Linked DNA regions of Homo sapiens: region 2 is linked to region 1. The links are chromatin loops, found by intact Hi-C in ENCODE. Cell type or tissue: Calu3. All regions are shown on one strand.

The links. Hi-C counts contacts between places; a loop is a spot of excess contacts. Peaks named below come from ENCODE experiments on the same cell type or tissue, not always from the same donor. Only the 100,000 strongest peaks of a DNase experiment are listed, where the experiment ranks them.
Region 2: it touches region 1 in a loop (2.0-fold over the local background); 1 of 110 quality-filtered maps calls a loop at or near these places.

The regions. Positions count from the first base shown.
Region 1 is chr3:175,601,522-175,609,521 of GRCh38, forward strand. The region is part of intron 10 of NAALADL2 (N-acetylated alpha-linked acidic dipeptidase like 2); the gene reads left to right. It also overlaps the pseudogene RNU4-91P. Among named protein-coding and RNA genes, the nearest start is that of NAALADL2-AS1, 170 kb to the right of the region's middle. In Calu3, no CTCF peak of the experiment used is centred here; a DNase peak (open chromatin) is centred at 3,640.
Region 2 is chr3:175,488,598-175,496,597 of GRCh38, forward strand. The region is part of intron 9 of NAALADL2 (N-acetylated alpha-linked acidic dipeptidase like 2); the gene reads left to right. Among named protein-coding and RNA genes, the nearest start is that of MIR4789, 120 kb to the left of the region's middle. In Calu3, no CTCF peak of the experiment used is centred here; no DNase peak of the experiment used is centred here.

The sequences.
Region 1 (8,000 bases):
CAGCAATATATTGACATAAAGAGTGTCAGAATCCAGCATTTTAGACTTTATTTCTCTTAAAATACTTTGAGTAGGTTGAACAAACTGAATGAATCATACTATCTCCCATAAAGATATTTATTGTTCTAGGTAAAAATTGAAGTCAGTTGATAAAATGCCTTGACATACACCCACACAGTAGCTGACCCATGAGTAAACAGAGGGTTTCATTCCTAACACATAAATTCAATATCTTTCATAAACGCCAAATGCCACAACCAAAAACCAGACTGTCAACTTTATGTTTTTTATAATGTCTTTAGCCATAAACCATACTTTGAATAAAGATATATGGCCATAGTTATATTGTAGAAATATTTACCAGAAGTTATAAAACTTTTGCTTTAGCAGAATTAAGCTGCGTGCTTCTTAGAATTTGTCAGCATTTATTTACATTTTTACCAATTGCAAAAACATGATAAACAGTTGATATTTTTATAAACTGGGCTTTAGATAGGTATTAATACATATACTTTTGTGATTGTATATTCAGGTAGACTTGAACTTTGTTATGTGTGTAGGGAGTTTTTCCAGCATTAATGACCTATAAGCATCTCTTCAAAAAGTGTGAATTTGAAAGTCTTCTTATCTACGTATTGTAACTATTGATAGAAGAGTAGATAGGAAAATAAAAGACAAGGCAGAGAGGTATGATATAGTTTAGTATACAGGTGAATATATATTTATATCCATTTCTATATAAATTCCTCATGGAGTAATAGTTAGCATTAATTAGTTAATGATTAATCACTAATTAATTTAAAACATTTGTTGAATGCATAATGTAGGTATTTTGCCATATTCTGAACTTTAATACACAGTGATAAGTACTATATATCTATATATGTAACATGTATGTAAACATAATATGTTATGTATTTATTTGTATGTGTGTATCTATATATATAGAGAGAGAGAGAGCGAGCTAAATATAATGTGTGTGTGTATATGTCAACACACACACATTATTTTTAGCTCTTTCTATATATATGTCCCAATAAAGCCAATGCGGTCAAAGAGAAGCATTTAATTCTGCCTGGGAAGACTGGAAATGATAATTGATCTAGACTTTAAAGCACCAGTAGATATTTATTATACAGAGGAAATAGCAAAGTTAAAGGGTTTGAACAAAACTCCATGCTGTGATTCAGCGTTATCAGTTTCAGCACAGTGTTGTGGGAACTGGAAAGAGGCTGCAGAGATAGACTAAAGCCAATTATGAAGAGCTTTAAATTCCATATGCAGGGTTTGTAACATTTTCAAGCTTACAGAAAAGTTGCAAGACTAATAATAAAATAATACAAATAATCGTAGCCCTATATTTACCAAGATTCATCTATTGTTAACACCTTTCCCCATGTGTCAGTCATTTGTTCTCCCTTTCTCTCCTTCTCCCTATATAACTTTTTTCTTGAAATATGTCAGAGTATGTTATATACATCATGTTCTTTTACCTTAAATGTGTCTTTGTATGTTACCCAGGAATAGGAACATTCTTTTACATACTTCAATGCAGTAGCAGCTTCAGTAACTTTAAAATTAACACAATGTCTTTCATCTAATCTACTGCTCATATTCTAGTTTTTTCACTTGGCCTAATAATGTCCTTTATAGCGTTTATTTATCTACAGTACAAGATTCAATCGAGGATCAGATATTTCATTTAGTTACATTTTTAAAATGCATTTATTTAGAATATTTCCACAGCCCTATACCATCTCTTTTACTTTTTGAAAACATTTTTTCAGTTTTATATATAACATAAAATTTACCATCTTAAAAAATCTTAAATGTACAGTTGAGTTATAATACATAGACTCATATTGTTTGAAACCATCACCACCATCCATTTCCAGAATTCATTTCATCTTGCAAAACTGAAATTCTATACCCAGTAAACAATGATTCCCCACTCCCTTCTCCCTCCAGGCCCTGACAACCACCTGTTAGTTTCTATCTCTATGATTTGGACTATTCCAGGTACCTCATGTAAGTGGATTCATCCAGTACTTGTCTTTTTGTGATTTTCATATTTCACTTAGGATAAAGTCCCCAAGGTTTTTTCATGTTGTAGCATATGCCAGAATCGCCTTCCTTTTTAAGGTTGAATAGTATTCCATTGCATGTATAGGCTGCATTTTGCTTATCCGGTCATTTGTAGATGGATACTGGGTTGTTTTTATTAGCTACTGAGAATAACGCTGCTGTGAACATGGATATAAAAATACCTCTTAAAGCCTGGGTAACATGGCAAGACCCCATCTATAAAAAAAAACCACAAAAATTAGCCAGGCTTTGTGTCACACACCGTTGGTCCCAGCTACTCAGGAGGCTGAGGTAGGAAGATCACCTGAGCCCAGGAGGTTGAGGCTGCGAGAACTATGATTGCACCACTGCCCTCTAGCCTGGGCAATAGAGTAAAATCCTGAAAGAAAAACAACAACAACAACAACAAATATCTCTTCAAGACCCTACTTTCAGTTCTTTGGGGTATATATCCAGAAGTAGAATTTCTGAATCATATTGTAATTCTACTTTTAATTTTTGGAGGAACTTCCATACTATTTTTAATAACAGCTGTCCCATTTTACATTCTCACCAATAATGCAAAGGGTTCCAATGTCTCCATAGCATTGCCAAAACTTGATATTTTCATAGTTATATTTTTTCATAGTAGCATCGTAATAAGTGTGAGGTGGTATCTCATTGTAGTTTCTTTTTCTCATATGACATTGAAATTTTTTTTTTTTTTTTTTTTTTTGAGACAGAGTCTCGCTGTGTTGCCCTGGCTGGAGTACAGTGGTGCCATCTCCGCTCACTGCAAGCTCCGCCTCCCGGGTTCACACCATTCTCCTGCCTCAGCCTCCCGAGTAGCTGGGACTACAGGCACCCACCACCACGCCTGGCTAATTTTTTTGTCTTTTTAGTAGAGACGGGGTTTCACCGTGTTAGCCAGGATGGTCTTGATCTCCTGACCTCATGATCCACCTGCCTCAGCCTCCCACAGTGCTGGGATTCCAGGCGTGAGGCACCACGCCCAGCCGAAATTTTTTTAAAGTCTTCCCATTTCTTCTACTGTTTTAATAAAATAGTCCTCATTTTGGGTTTGTCTAATTTTTCCTCTTGATTAGGTACAGGTTACATATTTCTGCCTGAACCACTATCTATATAATGCTCAGGGTTTCATTCTTTATATGAATCAGTGAAAATTAAAAGATTTTAAGCATGAAAACATCCTTATCAGGTATCCATTTTAGAAAAGTGGCTTCAATGTTGAAGCACAAGATGGACAATAATGATGAAGACCAATTGGAGGGCTACTGCAATAGTCTAGGCAAGAGAGATTGGCAGTGAGGATATGGTGGCAGTGCTGATTAGCATGAGTCCTATAACTCTGGATAATCCATGGCTTAGACGGTATCACAGGTTCTGCTTATTCATACTGAGTTGGAGCTAAGTACAGGATTCCCAAATCATAAAAATTGTTCATTCTCTAGCTATTCCTTTATGAAGAAAGCCTTTTACCTTTTGTGCTTGCTAGTACCCACACTCTTACCAGAATCAGCAGAGATCTGATGTCATTCATCTACTCATGACCTCAATGCCACCAGACCCTTTGCAGCTCATTTGTTCCTCCCTCAATAAGGACTCCTTTAGGGTCTTTCCTTCTGAGTTCTATACAGCAATCTGACATGAGTCATTTGTGCACCTTGAAAGAAAGTCTGTGGCAATGATTTTTTAGTTAATGTTTGCTCAAATCTACATATGTTTTCTAAGCTTTTATTTCTAGATATGGATGGGAAAGATTTTATTCCCATTAAAAAAAAGATATTGCAGTGCATCAGCAGGAAGTAGGGAAACTCTTATGGGGAAATAAAATTATGTATTTATGTATAATGCAGACTGAAGACCTCATTCTGGTAACTGAGTTGGTCAGAAAAAAGATAATTTAAATTTGGAGGAAGGAAAAAGATAGGCTTATTTGCCTCCTCTTTCAATGTAAGCATATGTTTTACTCTTCCTCCTTCCCCAGCCTTCATTCACTCCTCAGGCTGAGGACACCTAGATGTATATTGCTTGTTTTTTTTTTTTTTTTAACTGTATTTAGATAACACGTAATTATAATTCTACAGCATAGATTAACTGTGTATTGCTGTTTTTTTAAACCTGTATTTAGATAACATTTAATTATAATTTTACAGCACAGACTCCTGGTTTTAAATTTTTGGGATAGTACATTGCTCCCTATATTAATATCTGTGCTAATTCATAAATTATTGGACTACAAATTGCATCACTAGAGCATATACTCAGGGTGAATAAAATAACTACTTTCTTCAGAGTATTGCCCTGTAGCTCAGTATCCTTTGGTGGAAAACAGCAACCCAAAGGAAAATATTTGTCACAAGACTGGTGAGGAAGAGAATCTATGACGACATTCTTCAAGCCTGCTTAGCTACTTGGACCTCTCAGCAAGTTTTAGCAACTGTTCTTTACATCACTACGATGTTGTATGTCCTCAGAAGGGACAAAGGGAAAGGAACAAAGAGCAACAGAACAAAAGAAGCCTTGTGTCTCCAGAGGTTGTTGATCTATTTCTTTTTAAAGTGCCAAAGTATTTAAGTCTGAGGAAAACCTCAGTAGAAATGAAGGTTTCATGCCCAGCACCTTGGTTAAAAACAGGTGCTGTTACTACCAGTTTGATGAGGGATACTTGATAGAAAAGCAAAGCCACTGGAAGAGCAAATCCCAATCCTGATATTTAGAGGAAAAGGAAGTATTGGTTTCCCTTTTTTGCTAGTCTAAGTAAAGTCAGAGAAACTAGCCTTTTTTTTTTTGTATATGAAAACGCCTTTGCTGCTGCGGATGTCAGAAAATAACTGAGGGAGAAAGGGAATAACAAAAAAAATCTATTTTGTCACCTTAAGGGCAAAAGATATTTTCTTTAAGCTTAAATTCACCTAAAATATACATAATATTTGAGGTGTAATATTGCGGAACTCCTTACAGCTGAAACCACTAGCTATTCACTAACAGATCTTTCTGGTAGAGCAACAGATGTAGCATCTACAGCCTTTGAATCCCAGCTGTGCATTCAGATACTTGAATGGACTGTATTTAATTTATTCTAAATCCATATCATGATTCGCTTCTACTTGAGGCAAACAGAAGAGTGTAAGGAAAACCTAGCATACTTCTGTTCCTTGGTCTTAGTTTTCTAGCTGAAGTGTCAGAGAAGAGCAAAGCAATTTTGAGTCACCACTTGCTTTTCCTGTAGACAGGTGGGCAGGGAAGCTTACATTTCAGCAGCATGTGTGGCTGTCTGTGGTAATTTTGCTGGATCAGTACATATCCTTAACATAAAATTTAACAAGCAATTGAGTTGCTTGTATTTATTTTTTTGAAATATCTTTTATACCACACCAAGTGGAGAGAAAAAGAAGACCACAAAAGCTATTGAACTGCAGCTCATTCAATGAATGTATGAAAGAAAATTACACAGAGAGAGTAAGAAGGTGTATTGTGAAGTTTGGCTTCTTTTTGAACCTGAAGAAAATTCTGGCATTAAGCCAAATGTTTTTCAGATGAGTGTTCCATTGAACTTAGATTATATATTTTTTAAATTCAAGTGTTATTTGTAAATATAATATGCACACATGCTAAAGAAATGGAAAGCAAATAATAGTATAAAGAGAAAAAGAAATTTATAATCTCATATTCATTGTTACATTTTATTGTATTTTTCTCAGATGTTTTCTAAGTATTTTACATGAATGATAGTAGTATGTGTATAATTCATAATTATGCTTTTTTCCTTCCACTCTGCTAACTTTATACATATTTTGTCATATCAAAAACTTTTTCAACTCATAATTTGAGACAGAATCACATCTGTGTAATCCTTGATAGATTTACATATACACCATAAATAACCTAATCTCTATTTTATGGGCAAAGGCAATAGAGTATACAGAAATAAAGGTGGTGTGGAGGGGTCAATATATGACTTACTAGTTCCTGTTTTTTCAAGGGTAGTAAACCATCGTTTGAAATGTTAGAAAATCAGTTAACAACTACCGAGTAGTTCAAATTGGTTATAAACTGGCATTCCTTAAAAACATGTGATTATGCTTCTTGATCACACCTGTAAAAGAGGGAAGACGTTGACTCTTAATAAAGGATTTTGTGAAAATGTATCTTTTAAGATCAATCTTATTATTCAGTTTTAATTGTTCTGGATGAATTTCAAGCATCCGTGAGTTTTAATCCAAGTGATTCTAATGAGCAGCTAGGAATGAGAAACAATGGGTTAGAGACAGAAGAGCAGGTGACATGGAACACACACACACACGCACACACACGCACACACACATCATATTCAATCTGAAATTTGAGAAATTTAGAATTATACCATATTAACTAAAAACTCAAGGGCAATAATGCTAAGGATTTTTGCCCGAGGTCACTATGTCAGTGACAAAACCTGGATTAGAATCCTATCATTTGATTCCCATTGCTACCAGAATGTGTGGCCACTCAAATATCATGTCCCACAGATGTTATTATTAATTACTTATTTCCACTAAGTGAGAAATTAATTAATTAATAATGACATCTGTGGGACATGGCATTTAATTTTGAATAAATTAGCCCATAGTCCACAATCTGAAGTTCTAGAATACTTTCCATTTTCAGATTGTGGACTATGGGCTAATTTATTCAAAACATCATTTTTATTAAAATATTGTTCCTCTTTTAATCTTTTAATGAAGATTAGCTCCACTTTTTCCTAAATCTGCATTTTCTGTTTTAAAAAATTTCCACAATATAAAATTTATTATAAGCAGTTTATCTGCACAATATGTTCCGTGTCCAGCGCTTTATTTATTGAACAGGAAATCCATTCTATAAAGACACAGAGAGCCTGCAGTGCAGACACAGGAGGTACTTTTGTTCTGCTCTTCTTTTTATCCTCTCTCCCAGTGTGTTTTTCGCCTTCATGCTTCCACAGACTTTGGCATACATCCTGAATGCAAAATGAGACAATCCTTTAAACATTGTTATAACGATCGTGTAGGAGTTATGAAATTTGGGAAACAATGAGTCTTTTAGATATAAGTTGATTTAATAGTATTCTCAGTTGTATAATAGGTTAAATTCATGGAAACTATACTGATCCTTCATTTTTCCATCACAAGCTTAGTGAATGTCTATAATATGCAAAGCATAAATTGCTTCCGAGTGGTATCATAATTGAAATTGCAAATGTTACCGTTTTGCCACTATGCATAGCTTACCTTTTATTTATATAATTGACTTTTATTATTTGTAAAATATTTACCAAACAAAATAAATGCTGATGTGTACCACTATTCTGAGCTATCACCATAAAACATACCAAAGAGATAATCGTCTTGATCCAAGGCCCAGTGTGATTTTTTTTTTTTTTTAGTAGTAGTAATTGTTTGTACTAAGCGCTCTTTCTGTGTTGAGCCAGTTTCACTTTGGAGCAGCAGTGTATAATTGCAGGATCATGAAATAGAATGAAAATAGACACCCAGATTAACAAAAGGTTTTCAGTGACAGGTCTATTGGCCCACATAGAGATTGAACACTGATTTTGGCCTCATCATCACAATTCAACTGAGACAGCCAGTAGGAAAAAAAAGTGTAGTCTGAAACATTGGAAGCAATGAGAAGTGTACAAAGAACATAGAATTTTTAAGGATATTAATATAAATAAGACCTCCATTTAGAAATTAGAATGGCTTTATTAAAGGAAGCATAGAAAAGATTTCCATTGAAGAATGTTAAAATACATATGTGTAGTATTTATATCATTGTCATATTTATAGTATATATGACTTTTTTTTAAGATATGGAATATGTTTCTTTCCTTTTTTAAATCTTTGTAGTTAGCTTTGTGCAGTGGCAGTATCGTAGCCAATGAGGTTTATCCG
Region 2 (8,000 bases), 110 kb before region 1:
GTTCTAATTTTACTTTCAAGTAGATCTGAGGTTAGAGAAACTGAACTGATTGTGAGATTAAATGTTTACCTTTGAGATTGTGCTAAGGCCATACTTCACATGCCTGCTCCATAGAATTCCATTTTTCTACTGATAAGTTATTGGAAAAGGATGCAATAAAACATAAATTTTATGAAAACGTGTTTGTACTTAGACCAGAATCCCTTCCAGGACATCCCCGGCTTGACTAGAAGAGGCTGGAAGATTTAGTCATGTAGAATAACACTATCACTGGTTATAAGCCAGATATATAATAAAAAGCCAATCTGAATAGCTGGTGACAGTGGTTATTGGCATGAGCATGAAATGGCTGATGGATTTCCCTGTGGATGGCAGCCATGGCAGCAGTTGCTGGGGCTTAACAGACCAGGATTTCATCTTAACATCCAGAAATAAAATAAAAACTGCTATTGAGGAAGAATGAAAAATTACGTTTATCAAAGTGATTGCTTTTGTGGATAAGTATTTACGCTGACCCTAAAACTTCAAATAAAACTAAGGGTAGCATAAAAAGATATTACACAAATATTTAGAAAAATATATTAAAGGAATATTTTGACAAGGCAATTAAGTAATACTATTATATTAAAAAAAATTCACACCTATGATCTCAAAGAAGAATGGGTTATAGTTAGGGAAGCATAATGAAAATCAAGCAACATATTTTATTATTTTATATTTGGTTGCATGGATTGATTAATTAAAAATAGTTAAATTGGTATATGGTGTTCATAGCCATGTATAGAATGAAGCCTGTTCTCATTACCCATATTCCAGAATATTAGAAAGGGGAGGAAATGCCACGGCAAACAAATAAGGCAGATGTTTCCTCAAGTCATTCTGATTCAAAAGAGAAAGACCTAAGTTGTTAGCATATGAAATTTTAAAAGCTTGACAATTCTAGATAAAACTTTTCAGTTCTGGATCACTGATCTGAAACCAACAGATGTCATGTCATAAGAAAGTAAAACTCATTACCATAGTGTCTTATGTGAAATAGGGTAATTCTCAGTTATTTTCCCAAGAGTAGAAATGACCATGCATGCTATTAATTTTTAGAAGTAAGCTAAGTTTGCAATTTGTTGAGTGAAAACAATTAAGTTAGATGGGATACACAGTCTTCTACTCCTTGTAGAAGAGACTTCTTTTGAGTCTTCTACTCCAAAACCAAATATACTCTCATTTTAAAAATAAAGCATTATTCCTTATGAAACTACTGTAAGTAGAAGTAATAGTCTCTACATTAGTATATGACAATCGACATTTTTGCTTTTAATCTACTCCCTTTCTTTTAGGAAAGTAACACCTAGATTTTTCTTGGTACCCATACCCTCCTCCGTTTTTAGCCAGATGATATGGGTAGATTGTCCTGACCCTCACTTCTAAAGGTGGGTCCTACTTGACTTAATCATCGCGGCCCATCTCTCTGTCAACAATGATCAGTTCATGGATGGACACATTACAAAAACAGAGCCAATGAGGTAGTGAGATGTTGACTGCCTTTCAGGAAATAGGAGTTTTTCTGTTTCCTTTGAGAGTGCTGGGAAAGATAGCCCTTCTTTGCTGTAATGGTGTGAAGATAGGTCAGAGAGACAGAGAGGTATTAAGTCCTTGATGATAACCTTTAAGTTGCTAGATCAATTCTTGCCCACTTTAGAGTTTCTATTAAGAAAGTAATGAATTCTCTTTATTGTTTTAATGAATCTTTTTCCTCGCTTAAAACATAAGTATCTATTTGTTTTTTTGTTGTTGTTGTTTGTTTGTTTTTGAGACAGAGTCTCACTCTGTCACCCTGGCTGGAGTGCAGTGGCAGGATCTCAGCTCACTGCAAGCTCTGCCTCCCGGGTTCACACCATTCTCCTGCCTCAGCCTCCCGAGTAGCTGGGACTACAGGCACCCGCCACCACGCCTGGCTAGTTTTTTTTTTTTTTTGTATTTTTACTAGAGACATGGTTTCACCGTGTTAGCCAGGATGGTCTTGATCTCCTGACCTCGTGATCTGCCAGTCTCGGCCTCCCAAAGTGCTGGGATTACAGGCGTGAGCCACCGCGCCGGACCATAAGTAACTATTTGTATGGAAAGTACCATCAGAAGCAGGATGGTAGCAATAATAGACCCTAAATGTGGGAGTGGATGAATTGGAAAGTTACAACGAAAGAAAATGGAGATCCCCTCTTCCCCACCAAACAGGGAGGTAGGCAATCCGTGGAACATCATAGCCAAATAGCTGGGTTAATTATTACCTTATAGTTAGGAATTCAAACCAAGACTATGCACTTGAGGTACGAGATTTTAGAAAATTTTAGAATGTTGATATATAATGACTATATCTTATAGCCTTCAAATAAGGTTACTTTGAACAATTGAACACAAGGATGGATAGAGACTTTTTTTAAAACATTTAAATTCCTTTCCAGCAGCAGCATTCAGATAAGTCTGTCCAAGCTCTAAGAACATTCAATGGCTGCCACTTCCAACACCCCAGAGCTGCAACATTTCTTTCTTTTTTTTTTTCTGTCAGGAAATATTTTATTGTCCTATAAAATAGTATTTTATTGTCCTATAAATATAATAAAATAAATATTATTTTATTGTCCTATAAATATAATACAATAAATATTATTTTATTGTTCTATAAAATATTATTGTCCAATTGTTTATTGACTTGAATTTTTTTGTTTTCATTGGATTTTATTTATATTGAATCTATAGTAAATTTTGTCTCCCCACTTTTCAATCTGTGTATTTGTCTTCTGTGCTTATCTAAAGCTTCTTAATAGTTTGTCTTTTGAGTATGCCTTTATGTGTTTTAAATTTTTATATAGTTGAGCTTTTAAACTTTTGCTATTGTTAAGAGACTAACTTTGGGATTAAGTTTGTCACAGCTGAAAGTTTAAAAATCATTCCCGATATATGTTTCTAGTTATTTACTGTTTCATTTATATGAAATTTGATTTTTGAAGAATAGAATTATTTTCCACATTGTTATACTTATTAGTTGTGGACAAGGCACACTGAAATGTACTACACTATAAAATATCCTTATGGAACAAGACTTTCTAACTGGTAGGCCATGCCACCCTGCCACGCTACACATGAGGATTACCTGAGAGGCTATAGAGAGCTTGCAGCTGTCAGCACCTACAATCTATCTCCATCTGTGGGCATACACCAACATTTATAGCAATGATACAAATGTTATCAGTTTTTGTGTGCCATAAAATGGAAAAAAGACTGAGAATCACCTTTTACTAAAATTATGATCGGAATAATTTGCAAATGAAACTCAAAAAAAGACTCAGAAAAAATACTTTTGATATTTTCTGACCTCAGCAAGGTTATCCATTGCTTAGAATGGGTCCACCATGCAAGGTCATAATTGAACCTCTGGGTAAAGCTCTGTAGCAGTTACAAAAGTACAAATATCAGACTTACAAATTGTTCAATACAGGCATATAATAAGAATTTTTTCAAAAGAATTTCCACGGTAAAATGTTCTTTTTAGTTTTGACATGAGAAAATGCTGCCTCTTAATGTGGAATAATACTGTTTATCTCTTACAGTTGAACTCTACATCAAAAGTTTTTCCTTCCACAACTCCTTTTAGTTCAGCATGATTGGACTCAATTGCTGCTCATTCTTTAGTGTATGGAGTAGTCAATCAGGCAGCTCTGAAAAGTGCTGAAATGAAGCCCTTGAAGTTGAATTTGAGGCTTTGAGAGACAGGATACTTTTCATCTGCATTCCCACTTTTATCATTGTCCTTAAAGTATCTTAGAAAGAAAGACATTAAGATATATGGAGTATAAAATGCTAATCAGGTAAGATGATAAGTGCCATTCAAAGGGAGAGATGAAACCCACATAATGGATCTTGATTATGAATATCTGATAGTTGTGCCAACAACTAGTGCCTTTGGCAGGGAAACAGTACCCGGAGCGAAGCCTGTACCCATTTTTCCATGACAATTCCAAGCATTAATAGATCGTTCACATTCATTTAACCCATTATGTAATTCACATACAAGTGAATTACTAAAGCACACACATATTCATATACAAATGTAAATTATATGTGTTCATCTATACGTAAACATCTGTATAGGTATATACATATACAGCTGTGTAAATATTATTCCACTAATTTTAAATAACACCTTTAGAAATAATTACTGGATGATAAGAAAACCATCTAGTCCCCTTTATTTTCATAACTACGTGACTGATATCTAGAACATATGGCTCTTTCTTCCATTAAAAACATCTTCTAGCTCTTTTCACCATTAAGCGTGTTATAAATATGCTTTTATTTACCTGGAAAATAGGTTCATGATACATTTTTAAAGTGAAAAATTATGTTTATAACAGATATTTATGTGTACATATGTTAATGTGCATAACTTATGTACACATATCTTTCTGTATATTTATATTCATATAAATATGTATGTATTTATACATACGTATACACACATATAAATGTTGATAACTAAATGCTGAATGCACTTAAATGATAACAGTGGGGTCATGGAGTTTTTGATGGTTTTCTTCTTATTTCACACTTTCCTCTATTTTCTGAATTTGATAGTAAGCACATTAATTTTATCATCAGAAAATATAATAAATCTTTTTATTTGAGAAAGGAATATGAAGAGCCACTCTTTCTAGCAACCTCGCGTTTGTATAATTTGGATTTACCTTCTCTTGAAAACAAGACTGAAGTTGTCAAAACTGTAGTAAAATAGGGATCATCCAATGCTATAAAAATGTGCTCCCCTCTTAAGGAAACATAATAGGTAAAACATTCATCTCTTACACATGTTAACTATTTACTGCTCAAGTTAATCCAAGCTCAATTCTCATATTACACCAGCTCACCGGAAAGCAACATAAGTTAATCATTTAACTTTGCCCTGCACAATATTTCTTGTACAAAACTTCAGTTGACATTATGCCTGTGAAAACTGCATATTTTAACCAAAAGACAGCTCAAGGCAACTTAACTTTGGTCTGTGTAGCATTTCCCTTACCAAACATTATTATCTATGTCTTTTCCCAAGGGTCGATGTCTATAATAGTCACCGGTATAACAAATGCAACTGTTTTTTCAATCTGCTAGTACAAGTATTGTCATTATGTTGTTTTGCATTTCTTTTTGGATGCCTTATTAAAAACTATTGTCGGAACTCTTAAATAATAGACATACACATACACACAGTGAAAGCTGTACTATCTGTGGAGTCTTCTTATTTCCCTAGGAGCTGGGAAGCTCAGATACCAGTTTGAGAACTAAGTAGGATTAGCTTGGATGTATTGGTGTAATTTCATCCTCTCTATCTTGTTTGTAACATACAAGGCTTAAAAAATGTTGTCTCATGTTAAAAATATTACATACTTCTTGTATACAAATTTTAAAATGAAGAGAAACATGCAAAAAATATAATTGTTTATAAGCTCACCATTTTGGAAATTATACTGTGAGTTTTATCTCAATGTATATTTATTTATATGTATATTTTGCTTCTCATAAACCTTTTACATACTATATATAAACAACCTGATTTTTACTTAATATATTAACTATTTTCCCATGTTATTAATTAATATTCTATAATTTGTGATGTCTACATATTTTGAAGCATTTAAACCATTTTAATTTTTCTGTTACAATATGGTGATAAACATGCATGCATACAGAAGCATTTCTAGCAATTAGAATCCCAGAGTAACAATGTCTGTTTATTTTTAGGAATTTAACACTATGGGAATCTTTAAAATAAACCTGTAGCTTCAGGAGATCAAGGAAATTATACATTCCCTGTCTGACTCGAGTTCCTAGGGAGACTTACAAACTTTCAACAGCTCTGAGATCACTCATAAGCTGGAAATGAATGGAAGGTCAGTTTCTTCAGTTCTAGTTACCAGTATCATCTCAGAGTATAGCATAAGTTCAGTATATTCCGACTCTCCAGAATCCATGCTTTTTCGTTATGAAAAAGCACAGGAAAACTGTTCTACACTGATGTGACTAATACCCACAGGTACCGATTTCCAATCGGTACCTAGGACACGTCTTTAAATACTATGGACCTATCGTCTGCTGTCCCTTACCATCGGGTATCGCAGGCCTTCATACATATATGTGTGCTTTTTTCTCACTGTAGTATTTTGAAGATTTTAAGTACAATATCTTTTTAGTTGGTCTGTCTTTTCCAGAGCAAGAGGCTTTTGATATGCAATGCATATTGTGACTAGAAATCTATAACTGACTTCTCCAAATTCCTTATTTTTTCAAGATTTGCAGTATTTTCTCTCCTGAAATATTCTATTGTCCTGCTTCAGTCTGGAACAATTGCTTACTAAGACTGTTGCACAGTTATCATCCTGGGATTTCTCATTGCTGCTCTTCTGTTTTGGACCATCTGTATAAGCAATCCCATATATATATATATATATATTTTTTTTTAATTTTAGATTATTTCTAGATCATGCTGGAGCACATCAAAGAGTAGCTTCCAAAGTATGCAAATATCATATATTTATTGAATTCTTAAGTGTCCAAACATCTTTAATTTTGCTCCTACCTGTGATTATTAATTTGATTTCATATATAATCTTGGTTGAAAATTATGTTCTGTCAGAATTTTTTGTCATAGGTCTGGTAATATTTTTATTTGTTCAACTTAAGATAAGGCTCACTCCATCCTGCACTATGCCTGATGTTGATGAATGCCAAGTCATTGTACTATGTCCAATTCATTCAGAGAAGAACCTCTGCATGAAACGGGGACTAAGAGTAGCAGAGGTGTTAACTCTTCATGTTTAGACTTTCAACTTACTTCTAGGTTGATGCAAAAGTAATTGCGGTTTTTGCAATTACTTTTGCACCAACCTAATCTTTTCTGAATCATGTTTCACTTTCTTCCTGTGCTGTCAGGGGGCCTTCAAGTTCTGAGGCTGTCTTGAACTTCTGCTTAGTGAATTGAATCTCTTTGCTTGTACCCTCTGCACACACTTTATCGTCATTTCCTTACCCCAGATGAATCATTTACCACTTACTTCCCCATGTTCTATCTCTTCTATTGATGCCTCTTCTCTTCTCCTCTGTGTTTTTGAGAGTCTATAATTGTTTATATTCTACTCTTTTCTTTTTATTTTAATTGTGTCTAAGGAGGAAGGTTAATCACAAATGTGATTAACCTGCCATTTTTTTTTAGAAAACGGTTTTATGTTACTTTCAGTCACCCAAACATTTCATCCAGTGTGCTAGTTAATAGCTGCTCCTAGATTTTACTTCTTCCAATTATATATTTTATTTATGACTCGACAACTTCTTTACATGATGTAACCTAATTCATCCCTCCATTTATTCAAGTGCCATCTACTCTAATGTGACAAAACATGTCTGACACCCATTTGTACCTGTGGCAGACATATTTATACTTGGAAGCCTGTGTCACAGTCATTAATATGAGATAATGCAAATAGTAAGTAAATTTAAATATTAAAACAAGATACAATGTATTTAGATCACAAAATAAGTAGATGCCAGTAAAATTCACACCAGAATTCACAGTTTGTCTGAGATTACAGGTTAAATGTCTTTTGTAATTATAGTTTGTTGAGATTTCAGCAACTTTAAGACTTGTATTATATTTTGCTATTGTTTGTGATTTATCATGTCTTTTAATTTATATTCTATTATATCTTTAAAAGTTAGACAATTTATGTTTATCTTTTTTATTTTAAAAAAATAAATTTTCTCTACCCATATATTTTATATATTATCATTTATATAAAATTATTATTTCAATCAACAAATTAACTTCATCTCCTGGCAAACCAGATGCACACCAATTTCATATTTGGATTCTTTCACTTCATAATGTATTTATATTGAAGCTAACACTATTTTGTTGTGGTGGTGGTTCTTTTTTGATACAGGATCTTACTTTGTCACCC